3 separate regions of the Homo sapiens genome follow, and regions 2 and 3 are each linked to region 1. Evidence: chromatin contacts called from ENCODE Hi-C or POLR2A ChIA-PET data. All regions are on one chromosome and are shown on one strand. Each heading gives the region's core, a stretch centred on a gene start or an enhancer-like site at or near the end of the contact. The rest is flanking DNA. Distances are from core to core; before and after follow the strand shown.

Evidence for each region. Hi-C counts contacts between places; a loop is a spot of excess contacts on that map. ChIA-PET counts read pairs that join two places held with the same protein, here RNA polymerase II (POLR2A). Pooled maps may share reads with other maps.
Region 2: a map of CD4-positive, alpha-beta T cell shows a loop between it and region 1 (5-fold over the local background). The contact joins the promoter of TTC8 here to the promoter of FOXN3 in region 1. A Hi-C loop is called at or near these places in 2 of 168 maps with a recorded cell type or tissue (CD4-positive, alpha-beta T cell and ascending aorta), 1 of 37 single-sample maps with no recorded cell type and 10 of 50 pooled maps. POLR2A ChIA-PET finds 5 or more read pairs at or near these places in 1 of 52 experiments (activated B cell).
Region 3: a loop to region 1 is called in a pooled map, with 10 times the contacts of the local background. The contact joins the promoter of ZC3H14 here to the promoter of FOXN3 in region 1. A Hi-C loop is called at or near these places in 2 of 168 maps with a recorded cell type or tissue (CD8-positive, alpha-beta T cell and naive thymus-derived CD4-positive, alpha-beta T cell) and 10 of 50 pooled maps.

What each region holds. Positions count from the first base shown.
Region 1 is chr14:89,415,710-89,418,520 of GRCh38, reverse strand. FOXN3 (forkhead box N3) reads left to right here and starts at 1,288. Exons shown (of 6, transcript NM_005197.4): 1 at 1,288-1,650. FOXN3-AS1 (FOXN3 antisense RNA 1) reads right to left here and starts at 1,167. Exons shown (of 2, transcript NR_036500.1): 1 at 725-1,167. RefSeq lists silencers at 907-1,196, 1,237-1,446 and enhancers at 1,142-1,436, 1,061-1,593, 1,594-2,127, 2,142-2,436.
Region 2 is chr14:88,823,065-88,826,100 of GRCh38, reverse strand. TTC8 (tetratricopeptide repeat domain 8) reads right to left here and starts at 1,450. Exons shown (of 15, transcript NM_144596.4): 1 at 1,280-1,450. The coding sequence starts at 1,393. RefSeq lists an enhancer at 1,439-1,798.
Region 3 is chr14:88,561,554-88,564,332 of GRCh38, reverse strand. It overlaps ZC3H14 (zinc finger CCCH-type containing 14), which reads right to left and starts at 1,296. Exons shown (of 17, transcript NM_024824.5): 1 at 1,164-1,296; 2 at 640-682. The coding sequence starts at 1,199. RefSeq lists a silencer at 798-1,507.

The DNA of each region.
Region 1 (2,811 bases), core at 39-2,538:
GTAGTAAGGTCTCCGGTGAGTCTGAAAGGCACATCTTTGCTGAAGACTTGTCACCTGCCCTCTTGAACCTTTGTTAGGGGGAATGACTCTCAGATTGGGGGGGGGGGGTCTATTTTTTGAGACAGAAAAAATTTTCAGAAGCCTAACTGGTGTTTCCCTTAGTCCCTCCTTTTGGCTAGGTTTAAAAGTACTGCATGCTAGAAAGCTTTCTCCAGGTCTACTCGCTGTTTTTTTCTGTAGTTTTCAGACCGCTCACGATGTCCTGTCCACTGGCTCAGGAGGGGGTGGCAGGAAGGGTGCCCTGGGCTTCTCCTCTGTAGAGGAACCAACCAATTTGGCTACCTGGGAGTAATGTGCAATCACATTTTTATTTTTGTCACCACCAGGGTGTCCTGTTGGACTCTCTCCTCTCATCCTCTCCCAAGGCGGCTGGTTGGTGTGGCTTTAGCAGTGGGTGCTATTATTTGGAGGTGCCTAGAGACTTAGAGTGGTGGCTGCACCATTTCGCTGGGTGGCTTGCGAATTGTCAGTCTGGTTCCTGAGAGCTCAAACTGAGATGGAAATGAGACCTGTTTTCTCTCTAGGCCGGCCGGGGCGTTCCGCACAACCCACTTGAGAGGCCCCACCGGCGTGGCCTTTAGGACGGTGCCTCTTGTCTTGTAATGGCCACCGGCCCTCCCTCGGGAGACACGCGGCCACCTGGGTGGGACGCTGCGGTGCTTACCTCCGGGACACGAGGTGGTCGCTGGGAGAGGGCTCGGAAGGCCCTGGGGGTCCTATCAGGACGCAGCACTGGGGAGACGTGGAATCTCCTCTTCTCACCCCCACAAGCCTCGCCCGCATCGTAATTCTTTTTATTTTTACTTTCGAGCCATGTAAGGCATGCAGATGGGGTAGGAGCGTTCCCGCGACACGTTGCCAGCAGCGCAGCGCCGGCCCGCTCGTGTGGCCGGAGCCCGGGGAGGGGACAGGGCACGCGCCGCCTGACCCACCTGCCCCACCGCCCACGGTCGCGGCCGCCCTGGGTCGCGGGACCCGCGCCGGTCACCCCCGCCCCGCGGGGCCCAAGAGGCGAGGCCGCGCGGCCCAGCCCCGGCCTCCGCCCTGGCTGAGTGCTGGGGCGCGCGAGGGGCGCGGGCAGGGTCCGCCCCGGCGGGTCAGTGCCCCGCGCCCCAGGCCGCTGGCGGCCAGGCCCACGTTTTCCCTTTCTCCGGCTCCCTCCGCCCTCCGCTCTGTCCCTCCCTCCGCCCTCCTCCCTCCCCGCGCTTCCCCTCCTCCTGCCTGGTCATGTGTCGCCTTTTTTTGTTTGCAGTGGAAACAATTTCTCGCCGCTCGGCGCGCCCCGGCCCGACGCGCCGCGGCGGAGGCGAGCGGGAGGCGGGACGGGGCGGGGAGAGCGGCGGGGCCGGCGGGAGGACGCGCGGCGCGCCCGGCGGACGCCGCAGGTCCCATGCCGCGCCGCGACCCCCGCGCCCCTGCCGCCCGCGCCCGCGGCCGCCCCCCGCCGCCCGCCGCCCCGGGCTCGCCGCGCCGCGCCCGCGCGTCCTTAGCGGGGCCACCGAGCGATGCCCGCCGGGCGCCCGCGAAAGTTTGTCGGCTCCTGCTGAAGGGCAGCGGCGCCCCCGCACCCCCGTGCCCCGCTCCGGCCAGGTGAGTTTGCACCCCGCTCCTGCCGGCTCCCGCGTGGGCTCGGGGGGCACCCGGGGCGGGAGGCGCGTCCGAGACGGTCCTGGAGACTACCTCGCCGCTCTGGGAAGACGAGGGACCCCGCAGGTCCTGGGGGGAGGGTCGGGTGTGGACCCCGGGAGCCCCCGAGCCGGGAAGTTGCCGGGTCCGAAGAGTTTCCTGCCCCGACGTGCGTGCTGCTTCCCGGTGCCTCGGTTTCCGAAAAGACGCCCGCAAGGAACAGAGTTGGTATTGTCTGCGGAGGACGGGGTCCCCGCCGTTCCGGGCCGGGGAGGGGGTTCCGATCAAGTGGAGACCCCAAGATGAGAAACAGGCTCCTAACAAAGATCACCCCCCGGCCAAACTGTGCAGACTTGGCACAGGCAACGAACGTCTCCGGAGACCCCCGAGGCCCGACCCCCCTCATCCCGGCCCTGTTTGAAACCCTCCTTGGGCCCTGGATAAGTTGGGGGACGGCGGGCTTTTATTGATTTGTTTTCGAGGCTCGCCGCGGTGCGGCCAATAAAAGGTTTATGACATCTGACCGGCAGTGAAGGTATGCGAGCTCCCAATTGCCCTGTATATGGGGATAAGAGCAGTTTCCCCCGTTGCCCGGCAACGCCGCTGATTGACGCGGGGTGCAGCCAATCGCCACTCCCGCAGGTCCCCTTGAAATGTTTTTGACAAGTACAGTAGACGAGAGTGAAGCGCGTGCGTGCGCGCGCGCGCGTGCTGGGTGGGCGGGGGTGACCCGGCCCCCCAAACTCGCTACTGCTCGGCTCTGGGAAGATTTCTTAACTTTTTAAAGTTCGCATCGAACATCTGTTCAGAGCTGGGCCAGTAATGTCTTTGTCAGTTATTTGGAGACCTTCTGTTTACTAGGCGAGAAACTAAGCTTTCTTGCCGCATTTTCTCCGTTAAAAAATAAAGAGGGTAACAAAACACAGCAAGTCATAAAAAAAACAAAAGAGGGTGTGTGTGTGTGTGTGTGTGTGTGTGTGTGTGTGTAGAGAAAAGTTGTAAGGAGGTCACCAGTGAATAACTATTTGCGTATCTGGTGGAGCAGCCTTGTTGGCAGCAGATTAAAAATGTTTGCTTAACTGCAACTCACATGATCCAGATTCTTTTTTTTTCCCTCTGAAACAG
Region 2 (3,036 bases), core at 201-2,700, 590 kb after region 1:
CAGGAGAATCGCTTGAACCTGGGAGGCGGAGGTTGCAGACAGCCGAGATCGCGCCGTGCCACTGCACTCCAGCCTGGGCGACAGAGCGAGACTCCGTCTCAAAAAAAAATAAAAAAAAATAAAAAAAATTTAAAAAAACCTTGGAAAAATGCTTGTCTACAGAAATATAGTCCTATTAATTAATGTGAACTAACAACAGAACCTAGCTTTGTATTACCACTAACGTAGGCTGTTCTAAGAGAGATGTACTATCTGAAAGACAAAATGTTCATCTCAGCAGGTTATCATCCATCATCCATTTGCTGGGAGCTAAGGCAGAGCCTAGTAACAGCATTCACACTCAGGCCTCCGCTTTTGTAACTCCCTTCAATTTTCCATTTTTTCTAACATCTCCAAGGCAACACCACTAGAGGAAAAGCTAGGGAACTAGAACTACGTAGGTATATTCCGCACTTACTAAAAGCACTGACAAACTGCCGCAGCGCTACTTCTGTTCTCCCATTTTCTCCTTTTTTGCCTATTCCAGGAGCCACCTGCCCACCAGAATTGTACCGCTCACGTACATTGTATACTACCTTTTCCACTCGCTATACACATTACTCTAGTTTAAGTTCTCTTTTCATCAATGCCATCATTCCTTCTTGTAAGGAGCCTTTCTTTCCCATTTCTCCCTCCTACAATTAGAGCTTCCCTTGCCTAGGTAATTTTTTAAATAATGAATGTATCTTTCTCCCTCCTAGATTCTCATTCTTCTAATTTGCATATTTGCCTCAAGCTAAACTCATGGCCTCCTTCACTCTTGGACAACAGTCTAAAGATGAGGTGGGAGGATCACATGTTCGATCCAAAAGGAAGAAGGCAGCTATGTTAACAGGAGGTGGAGAGTCACAGATCTTTGTTTATGCATATTTTTTAGAAATTAACAACGCACACGCTGAGAGCTTAAAGCCCATCAATATGCAAGTATAAACGAATTATCAAAGTTCCTCGTCAAGTAAAGTTCAGGGCTCTCATTCTGGGACACGTATAGGGGAGGGGAGGCTGAAAATTGTGAGGAGGGGGCGGTCATGGCACAGAACTTGCTATCCCCGTGGACGTGGCGGACAGCGGACCCGCTAGTCACAGCTCCACAAGGTCTCGCTCCGGGCGCCTCCGAGGGCCGAACGGTCAGCCCCGCCTCGGGCCTTCCTCCCCGGCCTCCCAACCCGGGGCTGGGATATGCCCCAGACCCCGCAGCCTCAGCGTCAGGATGCACAGGCTGACGGGAGCTGGCCGGTACCTGGTCATAAGGGGACTTCTCCAGCATCTGCGTGCATAGATCGGCGCAGAGCTGGAACTTCCTGCGCCTAAAATAGCTCCAGGCCAGGAGCAGCGGCTCCATCTCCGAGCTCATGGCTGCCGGTGCGGCCAGCGAAGGCCCAGCGCTCCAGGAGAGAGGTGGGCGTGGAGTGAAGAGCTGGCGGCGTCCGACTCTGCCCGGCAACCCGCGACGGCTGGGGCCTTGTCCGAGAGGTGCCCGCAGCGCGCCTGAGAACAGGAAAAAGAAAAACAACCGCAAGCAGAACTCGGCTACAGGGCTTGCCTAAACTTGGTTGGAAAAAGATGTCTACTTTTAAAGGCTACAGGTTTCATTGATTTTGAAAAGAAGGCACCGCGGCTAAACAAAAAGGTAGTGAGTTAGACACCTGCCCCTGGGGTCCCCCACCCTCCCAGGAGGCGCAGCTGCCTAGCAACCGAATGCTCTGCCTGCCCTGCAGGTCCGGAAGAGTCCCTGGAGTTGATCTCTGTCTGGTGTCTGTCCTACTTCTTCCATTCGCTCGTTTCCATCCCTTTCGCTTTACCTTCCGATTCTAGAAATACAAACAAGTAAACAGCTTCCACAGTACCATCCACCCATCAAGACCTAAAGTCCTAAATCCTGAAATTGTCCGCTGTTTCTCGAGGTCCTTCCCACCGAATCTCAACATCTGAACTGCAAGTGGTTTGCTTTTACTCATTTTACAGATGAGAAACTGAGATAGACTCAGAGAAGAGAAATTATTAAAATTGCATTGAGTTAGGGAGCTGGAACTGCAATCTGGTTGACTACAAGTTGCTAATACATTTGTTAATTCGACTCACATGGTGATTCCGGATTGTAAATTGGTGACAGTTTTACCAAACTAGATAATGTGTGCAAAATAATAATAATAATAATAATAATAATAATTTTTAAAAGCTTTGTGAAACATCGTCTCCTGGCACTTGCTGTTTGGCAAGGGTTTACTTGTGCAGAGTGATTTCTTCAAACACAATTCTGACTTTTCTCTAGAAATTTGCACAGATGACAAATATGCTTAAAATTGCAATGGTTATGAAAAGAGAGGTGTGACCGGCTAAATCCAGGTAGGCTTTTCTCAAACCACTGGGGTCTGAGAAAACATTAGACATTCTATTTAATCCACATATTTATATTTTTCATAGGTATTAAAATGAAACTTATGCTTCTAAACTAAGAAATTTATTGTTACCTTTTATTCTCTACTAAGCAGTCTTTCTTGAATTGTTGTATTTTGGAAGTCAGTAATTATCAGGATTGTCATTGTTACAGTTAAGTGTATTGTCATTAGTCTATTTGTGTTCTCCTGGAACTGCCGGTAGAAATGTAATCTCCCTAAAGGTCCTAATGAAGCAGCCCATGGTTTCTGAGTGTCAAATTTTTAAGAACGCACATGCCGACAATTGACAATTGGGCTCAATATTTCACAGCGTCTTTTTGTTTTCTGGTACACTGTAAGCAGATTACTATGTAAGTGATTTTCAACCCTACTAGAGAAAGTGAAGCACAGAGAAACCCTTTAAAAGGGTCAGTTTCACAAATGATGCTAGATCTCAGTTCATAGATCCTTATCTTTTACTCTCTAGCATATAGTCAGATGTTCTAAATAAACTTTTTTAAAGAATAGTTTTCGATTTACAGAAAAGTCACAAAAATAGTAGACAGTTCCCATATACCCAGTTTCTCTATTGTGTGAGATGTTGACATTTGTTTTAGTG
Region 3 (2,779 bases), core at 47-2,546, 850 kb after region 1:
GCACAGTACCTGACCCAGAGTAAACACTCAAATTATAAAAGAATAAAGAGACGGAAAAAGCCTTACTGTTTCAGAGAGAGAGGGAAAACATAAAGAGATCGGAAAATAAAACTCACTGAACCATTACAGAAGCAAATGCCAGAAAGCATCAAACATTCACATCCAACATCAGAGTTCTAAAAACAAATGTCAAGAGGAAAGTAACAAGAATAGGAAACTTTAAACAGGCATGGTGGCTCACACCAGTAATCCCCGCACTCCCAGCACCTAGGGAGGCTAAGGTCAGATAATTGCTTGAGCCCAGGAGTTAAGACCAGCCTGGGCAACGTAGCGAGACCCGTCCCTAGAATTTAAAATGAGAGAGAGAGAGAATAGGAAAAACATAAAATAAAATTCGGTCAAACAGAGCCTTAACGGAGGAAACTAAATTTCAAAACACCATAACAGAAGGAGGTTTGGGAGAAAAAAAACAAGGTTGCAAAAAGATGATAAAGAAGTAACCAGGGAGTATAAGATTTGAAGAAGGTAGAAGGGAGTCTCTCCCAATGTCCAAAGTACGGTGAGAAATACGCATTCACTAAAATTCTATTAGCTGCAAACTCTAAATTCTGTAAGACTAACAACCAAAAAAACACTTACCAACATAAGCTCCTAATTCTTGTAATTTCCCCTTAATGGCACTCTGAGAGAAAAAGAGCAAACGTGCATGTGAGAAAGGCGGCTCTAGGAAAACAAGACCGGACTCTGCAGCGGCTGAGGCCACTTTGCTGGTGCGCGCACCTCGGATCCCCCGGGCGGGGGCTGGGAGGAGCCTCGCCTGCACCGCCCCCCACCCCGCACCCCACTCCAGCTCCAGCCCCAGCCCCGCGGCGCCCACCTCCCGCAGCGGATCCAAAGCGGCGCCGTGCGCCGCGGTGGTGGCTCCAGCCGGGCCTGCGCCTGTCCTTCCATTTCCCGGCGGCTACTTCAGCCGCAGCCACGCTCCGAGGCCGCAAATGTCCCCAGGGCCGAGGCGGCCTGGACGAGGAGGAGCCGCAGCCCGCCAGGAGCGTCCAGCGGAGGCCAGGCCGCGGCGTCCACCCGGGCCCACAGTCCCCGTTACTCCTGACAACCGCCCGCTCGCCGAGACCTGGCTTCCCACCCCCGACCGGCACGGGCCTCACCCGGATCTTGCGGCTGATCTCGGTGCCGATCTCCATGGCTCTGCGGCGTGCGGGAACTCAGCACTGCGCGGCGCTTGGCTTACCCGGAGGCTGCCGCGGACTCCTACCCCGCAGCCGGGACACCACCGCCTCCTCCTCCGTTCCGCCCCCGGCCGCGCACACGGCGTATCCCCGCCCCGGCCGGCACTGCGCGCCGGAGTGAACGCGCATGCGCCCGTGTCCGCGCCTGCGCACGCCTTCTACCCGCGAAACCTGTGCTCAGGCAAGGAGGGCGGCGGCGTGCGCGTGCGGGTGGTCTTGCAGCTCCGCCTCCCGGGCACCTCGGGGACCTTTCGTTAGTCTCTCTGCTGGCCCTCCGCTTATTCATTTTATTCTCTCTTGGATGGTAAGAATGAATTAAATGTGTAGCAGAAAGATCTTGGGCTGTGATATGAGACGCGAGTTCAAATCCAGCCCTCACTTACTGTCAGTATGGTATCGGTCCAGGTATTTCAACTTTTCTTACCTGTAAAATGGAGTCTGCCCATTAGAGGTTGCACTGCAATTACCCTTGAAGGGAAAATGGACTATCCAGAGCAACAGAGCCAATCCGTCAACTCTTTGACTCTGCAGTACACTGGCCCTCCTGGGTTTGGTTCTGCCTTCCTTCTTCCAGGGCCACCCGTGGCCTCTCCCCGAGACGAATCCCATCCTCCTGCTTCTCTGAACACCCTCCGTGGGACAACACTTTTGTTCTTAGGACTTAAGTTGTCAACTCTGTGCTGATAATGACCGAATTTTCCATCAGCCTTGAATTCTCACACAAACCCCACTCCCAAATTCTAAGTAACTACTCTTATTTTCTCCCAACTCAGCGCTTAGACAGAAGTCGCCTTCATCTCCCCTTCCTCCACTCAATAGGTTACTACTGTTGATTCCCCTATTTGTATCAATAGCCGAATTCTCCCTATCCCTGATCACAAAACCTGGGAAACAGAGGAAGCACAGAGAGGTCTCCTTTCTCCCTCATATCCACTAATTCCTGAGAGTGGTCTCTGTTATCCATTGCTGCATAACAGATGACCACAAATTTAGCAGCTTAAAACACAAACGTTTATCATCTCATGGTTTCCGTGGGTCAACCTCACTGGGTCCTCTGCTCAGGGTCTCACAAGGCTACAATCGTGTCAGGCAGGCTGTATTCTCATCTGGAGGCTTGACTGAGGAGGAATCTATGTTCAGGCTCATTCAGGTTGTTAGCAAGAATTCATTTCTGGCTGAGTGCGGTGGCTCATGCCTGTAATCCCAGCAGTTTGGGAGGCTTAGGCTGGCGGATCACTTGAGACCAGGAGTTCGTGACCAGCCTGGGCAACATGGCAAAAACATGTCTCTTCAAAAGTACAAAAAATTAGCTGGGCGTGGTGGCATGCACTTCTAGTCTCAGCTAGTTGGGAAGCCGAGAGGGGAGGATTGCTTGAGCCTGGGAGGCAGAGGTTGCAGTGAGCCAAGATCATGCCACTACAGCCTTGATGAGAGAGTGAGACCCTGTCTCAGGAAAAAAAAAAATAATTCATTTCCTTGTGGCTTTATGAGTAAGGACCCAGATTTTTTTCTGGCTATCATCTGGAAGCCACTCT